2 separate regions of the Homo sapiens genome follow, and region 2 is linked to region 1. A link is a loop called in an ENCODE intact Hi-C map of the cell type or tissue named here. Cell type or tissue: mammary epithelial cell. All regions are shown on one strand. Links, peaks and the distances in the headings refer to the core of each region. The heading gives the core; the rest is flanking DNA. Region 1 overlaps UBE2H (ubiquitin conjugating enzyme E2 H). Region 2 has its middle 6.1 kb from the start of AHCYL2.

The links. Hi-C counts contacts between places; a loop is a spot of excess contacts. Peaks named below come from ENCODE experiments on the same cell type or tissue, not always from the same donor. Only the 100,000 strongest peaks of a DNase experiment are listed, where the experiment ranks them.
Region 2: a loop joins it to region 1, with 10 times the contacts of the local background. A loop is called at or near these places in 12 of 110 quality-filtered maps.

Annotation. Positions count from the first base shown.
Region 1 is chr7:129,828,590-129,831,495 of GRCh38, reverse strand. It overlaps UBE2H (ubiquitin conjugating enzyme E2 H), which reads left to right. Exons shown (of 7, transcript NM_003344.4): 7 at 1-764. Among named protein-coding and RNA genes, the nearest start is that of MIR183, 55 kb to the right of the region's middle. In mammary epithelial cell, for the core only: a CTCF peak has its summit at 1,306 (motif pointing right); DNase peaks (open chromatin) are centred at 935 and 1,295; H3K4me3 peaks cover 139 bases; H3K27ac peaks cover 1,571 bases.
Region 2 is chr7:129,217,471-129,220,376 of GRCh38, reverse strand. No RefSeq gene overlaps it. Among named protein-coding and RNA genes, the nearest start is that of AHCYL2, 6.1 kb to the left of the region's middle. RefSeq lists an enhancer at 1,617-1,666. In mammary epithelial cell, for the core only: a CTCF peak has its summit at 1,649 (motif pointing left); a DNase peak (open chromatin) is centred at 1,626.

The DNA of each region.
Region 1 (2,906 bases), core at 276-2,775:
TAGTTGGCATTGGCCTGGCACATGCTTTATGTTAGGCCTCCCGTTGGGATGGCTGAGAATCATGAAAGACAGATCCTCCGCTAGCCTCTGTGGGTCAAGTTTCTGGACACCAAGTCTCTGGGAACTAGTGTTTGATTTTAAATGGCATGTGGCCCTTCCTTGTTTCAGTGACTTAGAAAAGTAAAAGCCATTTAAAAAAGTTAGCAAGATTTTTTATCGACTTCCCAACTGGGCTTCCAGCCTTGTTGAATGAAATCATCTATCTCTGATTGGGCGCAACGAACTGCATTTCTTTGGACTTCTGAATCCATGTTTGTGCTTTCTCTGGCCCGTGAACACCTCGGCGATTCTGTTAGGGATGGGATGAGTGGGAGGAAGCCCTTTGAGAAGGGGGAGCCGGCCCTGTCATGCGCAGGTTTTCCACTCATCTGAGGAAGAGCCAGGGCTCTGAATTTAGCCTAACACTCATCTTGGCTGTGGGCTTGGGAAGAAATGGCCATTATTTACAGATTGTATTTGGTACATATTGTGTGATACTTGAAAAGATAAAAGGGACTGCCAGCCCCTAACTGAAATCTGAAGCTTTTTATCGCTTATTTTTCCTCGCCCTGTCTCCTCCCTTCCACCTTTCTCCTTGCATTGTGATGATCTAGTAGGCACGTCTGTCAACAGGACACATGCCTCCTCTGACTATAACCTCTTAATAGTTGTGTATAATGAAAACTGTAAACTTTTTTAAATAAACGTGTATATACCTTGGCAAATGGCTGGACCTTGATCAATAAGATAATAGCCCTCATGATTACTCTCAGCTGGTTTTCTAAAATACCCTCTCTGTTCTGGCTCCTTTGAGCAGCAGACGCTGGCTTCTTTTGGCTGAGCAGCTCTTAGAATGCAGATGACTAAATTAGTTTGGGAAGGGAGTGGCACCCTTAGGCAGTAATAACCAAGAGGCTCTGCCCAGAGGCCTGTCCTTGAACCTGGAACTCAGATGCACAACTGCTGGCTATGAACGGGGCTGTGAGGCTCCTCCACTAGAGCCGTGGAAAGCCCGAAGGTCCCTATCTACCCCCATGCCTAAACCTTCTAAGCCCTGTCAACTCACGCTGAGTGAGGATACTCCGTGGCCTGGAGTTCAAGGACAGTGCAGCTTCCTGCTGGGACTGATCTGCCTAAACAGGTGGTCCTCTGCCAAGTGCTAAGCCTCCTGGGAGATGAGGAACGGTGGGTTTTGCATGGTAAAATGCTAATCGCTGGATTAGACCGTTTCGATTCCTTTCTAAAGCGTTTGCCTTTAGTTACCACCAGATGGCGATGCCGCTCAGTCTAATGGAGACGGTTTTGTTAGCAGGACCTTAAGACAAAGGAAATAGTGTTGCTTTGTTCGCGTGTTCTCATTCCAGCTCTTTTCCACTGTTTTCTCCTTATTCCCCTAAACTCCTTTTTCTCCTTCCCTACATGCTGATGCATTCGCGCCGGTTGACCCGGCTTCATACCTACCTGCCAGATTGAATGAGGTCGGGCTACTGAGGAATGGTGTGCCAGTGCCTGCTCCCTCCTCACTGGCAGGGAACCCCCCAGCTACCCTGGATGCCTCCAGAGCCCAGAAGCAAAACATTCAATACATTCTTTGTGGGTGGCGTTCATGGACCCTTTAGCCAAAGGACTGAACCACAGAGCCATGAGTTCGAGTCCCAGCCCTTCCTTTAGCTGTGCAACTTCAGGCTCCTCACTGGGCTTTCATGGACCTTGGGTACTGAGCTGTAAACTGACATCCCTAGACTAGTAGGTTCTGACTCTGCCACCTTGTGACTCAACTCCACCCAGGCTGCGAAACAGTGCCCCGTCATAGGATAGAGTAACTGAGAGAGGATGCTGTATATTAACCACGAAACACCAGCGTTTCAACACAGGTTTAGAGTTTTTAGACTCAGAGCATTGGGGGTGTAGAGCACTTTCCAGCCTGAAGGGGACTTAAGAGGTACATGGGTCACGTGAGCAGTCATTCCATTGATCTCAATAAGGCAGCTGCTTTTAAACCCCTCCCAGGAGAAGTCTCAGTGCAGTCGCCGGCACTTGGGTCCCCCGACCTCCCCCCTCCACCAACCCCAGTAATCTCACCCAGCACCACTCAACCTCTCAGCCTCAGTCTAGCTGTTTCCCAAGTGGCAGGTGGCTTGTCACTACCTGCCTGAGTCATTGTTCCTTTCCTGGGAAGGGGACCGGGGTTTCTGAGGCACGTTGTCCTGGAAAAGAAAGCTAGTGGGCTCTGAGCCCCACAGCTTTCTTGCTGGCTCTGAAGACTGCTCTGTCCTCCTGGGAATGAGTGGCTGTGACACTGGATCTGGGGGTGTCCCGCTTCCCACCCAGAACCAAGACAAAGGATTTTTCTGACTCCCACAATCCCTGGAGCTGCAGAGGCCTTGCAGCCCCCTGGCAGGCTGAGCAGCCCTATTTGTAAGTAGCATCTCAGGGGCTCATCCCCCCTGAGTCCCGGACAGTGCAACTTGGGCCCAAGCCTGCTCTCTCGGGCCTCAGGGTGTACTGTGTGTGCACCCCCCAACGTCTTGGGACTGAATAGTTATCCTGACCAGGGATTTAATGTTAGAAGATAAAAGATAGGAGCATTTCCCTCTGGCTGTGTGTATGTGTGTGTGTGCATGTGTGTCTGCACGCGCGCGTGTGTGTACCTATGTAGTGAAGGGTGTTTATTTTCAAAAAAAGGGCACTTCTGTGGACCTGGGCTCCTCAGAGCTCTTTGGGGCTCAAGACTTGGCTCCCAGGACCTGGTGTCGAGGGGTCAGAGGTGGCAACAACGGACTTGGACTCCCTAAGAGAAAACTACACCCTTCTGGCTGCCGGTACTTGGCAATGAACCTAGAAGGGGGTGCCGGATGCCAGGTGCG
Region 2 (2,906 bases), core at 264-2,763, 610 kb after region 1:
GCCACCGTGCCCAGCCTGTTTTTTTGTGGTTTTTTGTTTTTTGTTTTTTTTTAGATGGAGTCTCACACAGTTGCCCAGGCTGGAGTGCAATGGCAGGATCTCGGCTCACTGCAACCTCCGCCTCCCAGGCTCAAGCGATTCTCCTCCCTCAGCCTCCCGAGTAGCTGGGATTACAGGCACGCATTACCACATCCAGCTGATTTTTTTTTTATTTTGAGTAGAGATGGGGTTTCACCATGCTAACCAGGCTGGTCTTGAACTCCTGAGCTCGTGATTCACCCACCTCAACCTCTCAAAGTGCTGTGATTACAGGTGCTAGCCACTGTGCCCAGGCTTGCTTTCCTTTTGAGCAGCGGGGAGAGTGGGGTGGGGTATTGGTCAAAGGGTACTTTAGCTAAATCTGTTATACTTTTCTTTAAAAAAAAAAAAAGATCTGAAGCAAATATGATAAAATGATAAAAAGTTGATAATTCTGAGTGGTGGGAATATGAGTGTTTATTAGGTTGTTCTTTGTACTTTTCTATATCGTTTCAATTTCTTAAAAACAAAAGTAGGCTGGGCATAGTGGCTCATGCCTATAATCCCCACACTTTGGGAGCCCAAGGCAAAAGATCACTTTGATGCCAGGAGTTCAAGACCAGCATAGGCAACATGACCAGACCCTGTCTCTAAAAAAAATTTGTTTTTAATAACATTTGTCTGGCATGATGGTACATGCCTGTAGTTGTAGCTACTTGGGAGGCTGAGGCCGGAGGATCCTTTGAGCCCAGGAGTTTGAGGCTGTAGTGGGCTATGATTGCACCACTGCCCTCCAACCTGGGCAACAGAGCAAGATTCTGTCTCTAAAAATAAAAATAAAAAAGCAGGCAGAGGCTGAACACGGTGGCTGATGCCTGCAATTTCAGCACCTTGGGAGGCCAAGGCAGGAAGATCACCTGGGCCGAGACCAAGTTGGAGACCAGCCTGGACAACATAGTGAGACCCCATCTCTACAAAAAATAAAATTAGGCTGGCATGGTGATGTGCACCTGTAGTCCCAGCAGCTTGGGAGGCTGAGGCAGGAACATCGCCTGACCCAGGAAATTGAGGCTGCAGTGAGCCGAGATTGCATCACTGCACTCCAGCCTGGGCAACAGAGTGAGACCCTGTCTCAAAAAAAAAAAAAAAAAAAAAAAAGAAGACAGAGGAACAACACTCCAGCATGGGCAACAGAGTGACACCCTGTCTCAAAAAAAAAAAAAAAAAAAAAAAGCACAGAGGAACAAAGATGGGCAGTGGACAGACTGCTTTAAGGAAGCTGGAACAAACAGAGGCAAGGCCAGCTGAATTTGAAAGAATGGTAAGAGGCCCAATGAGGCAGCTGAGGGCAGAGCCTGTGATGAGGGGCACGCATGGGGAGCTGTGTTTTCAGGGCAACAGCATAGCAGGGAGTCCCCCAAACTGGGAGTCCCACAAACCAGGCTCCCCTTGGATCCTGAGGGGTTTCTTTGGGGATCTCACTCAGGAGCTTTTGGTAGAAGGGTGGTTACTGTTGTTCAGTCCTGAGATTGATGCTCCCGTAGGGATACTACTGGAAGATTTCTTGGTTGTGGGAGTGTCCATGGTGCTGGACATCTGCATTCACAAAGGTGGGCTCACATTGCCCCCTAGTGGCCACAGAGTCTCTGCACAAATGTCACATTTCTCAGCTGTTTTTTTGGAGACAGGGTGGTGCTTGCTGTAGCCCAGCGCCCAGGCTGGAGTGCAGTGGTGCATTCTCGGCCAGCCTTGACCCTCGCGGGCTCAAGCAGTCCTCCTACCTCAGCCTCCCGAGTAGCTGGGACTATAGGCATGCACCGCCACGTCTGGCTAATTTATTTTTTGTAGAGACACAGTTTCGCCATGTTGGCCAGCCTGGTCTCAAACTCCTGGACTCAAGTGATTCTCTCGCCTCAGCCTCCCAAAATGCTGGGATTACAGACGTGAACCACAGTGCCTGGCCTATTTCTCAGCTTTTAAGGCCCAGATTGAACTCCCCTTTCACCCCATCTCCCATCCTTTACATAAGTAATCCCACTAAAGAAAGGATAGAAGGAGGGAGGAAAACTAGTAGTCAACTGTCTTTGGAGATGAAAAGAAGAACATTGTAACACTCCCCTTTGTTTCAGAAAAGATCCTTAAACAGCACTGATAACTTTCATTATTTTAAATACTGTTGTTGATAAAGGCTAAAAAATAGCTGTAACAATGCTAAGGGAAGCAGTAACGGCCGGGAAGAACAAGAAGAGCAGGTGTAAGAGGATGTGGGATGGCCAGAGGGAACATAAACCAGGAAACCTGGATAGAGAGAAAAATCAAAGGCGGGATTAAGCGTGGAAAGAGCCTGGACACTAGTCAGGAAGAGCCTGGACCTAGTGTCTGTCACTCACTAGCTGCGGGGTAGCAAGCAAGTCATTTTGCTTCACTGAGCTTATATTTTCCAATTAAAATGGCAACAACTGGCTGGGCTCAGTGGCTCACGCCTGTAATCCCAGCACTTTGGGAAGCCAAGGCAGGTGGATCACCTGAGGTCGGGAGTTTGAGACCAGCCTGACCAACATGGAGAAACCCTATCTCTACTAAAAATACAAAATTAGCCAGGTGTGGTGGTACATGCCTGTAATCCCAGCTACTTGGGAGGCTAAGGCAGGAGAATCACTTGAACCCTGGAGGTGGAGGTTGTGGTGAGCTGAGATCACACCATTGCACTCCAGCCTGGGCAGCAAGAGTGAAACTCTGTCTCAAAATACTTAAAATAAAATAAAATAAAATGGCAAAAACTGCAATGACTTTTGCATCAACCTAACACATAAAATGAGCTCCTCTGATTGGTTTATTATTCTCTGAATTAAACAAGAGACAGTGGAGCACCATGGCTAAGTGCCCAC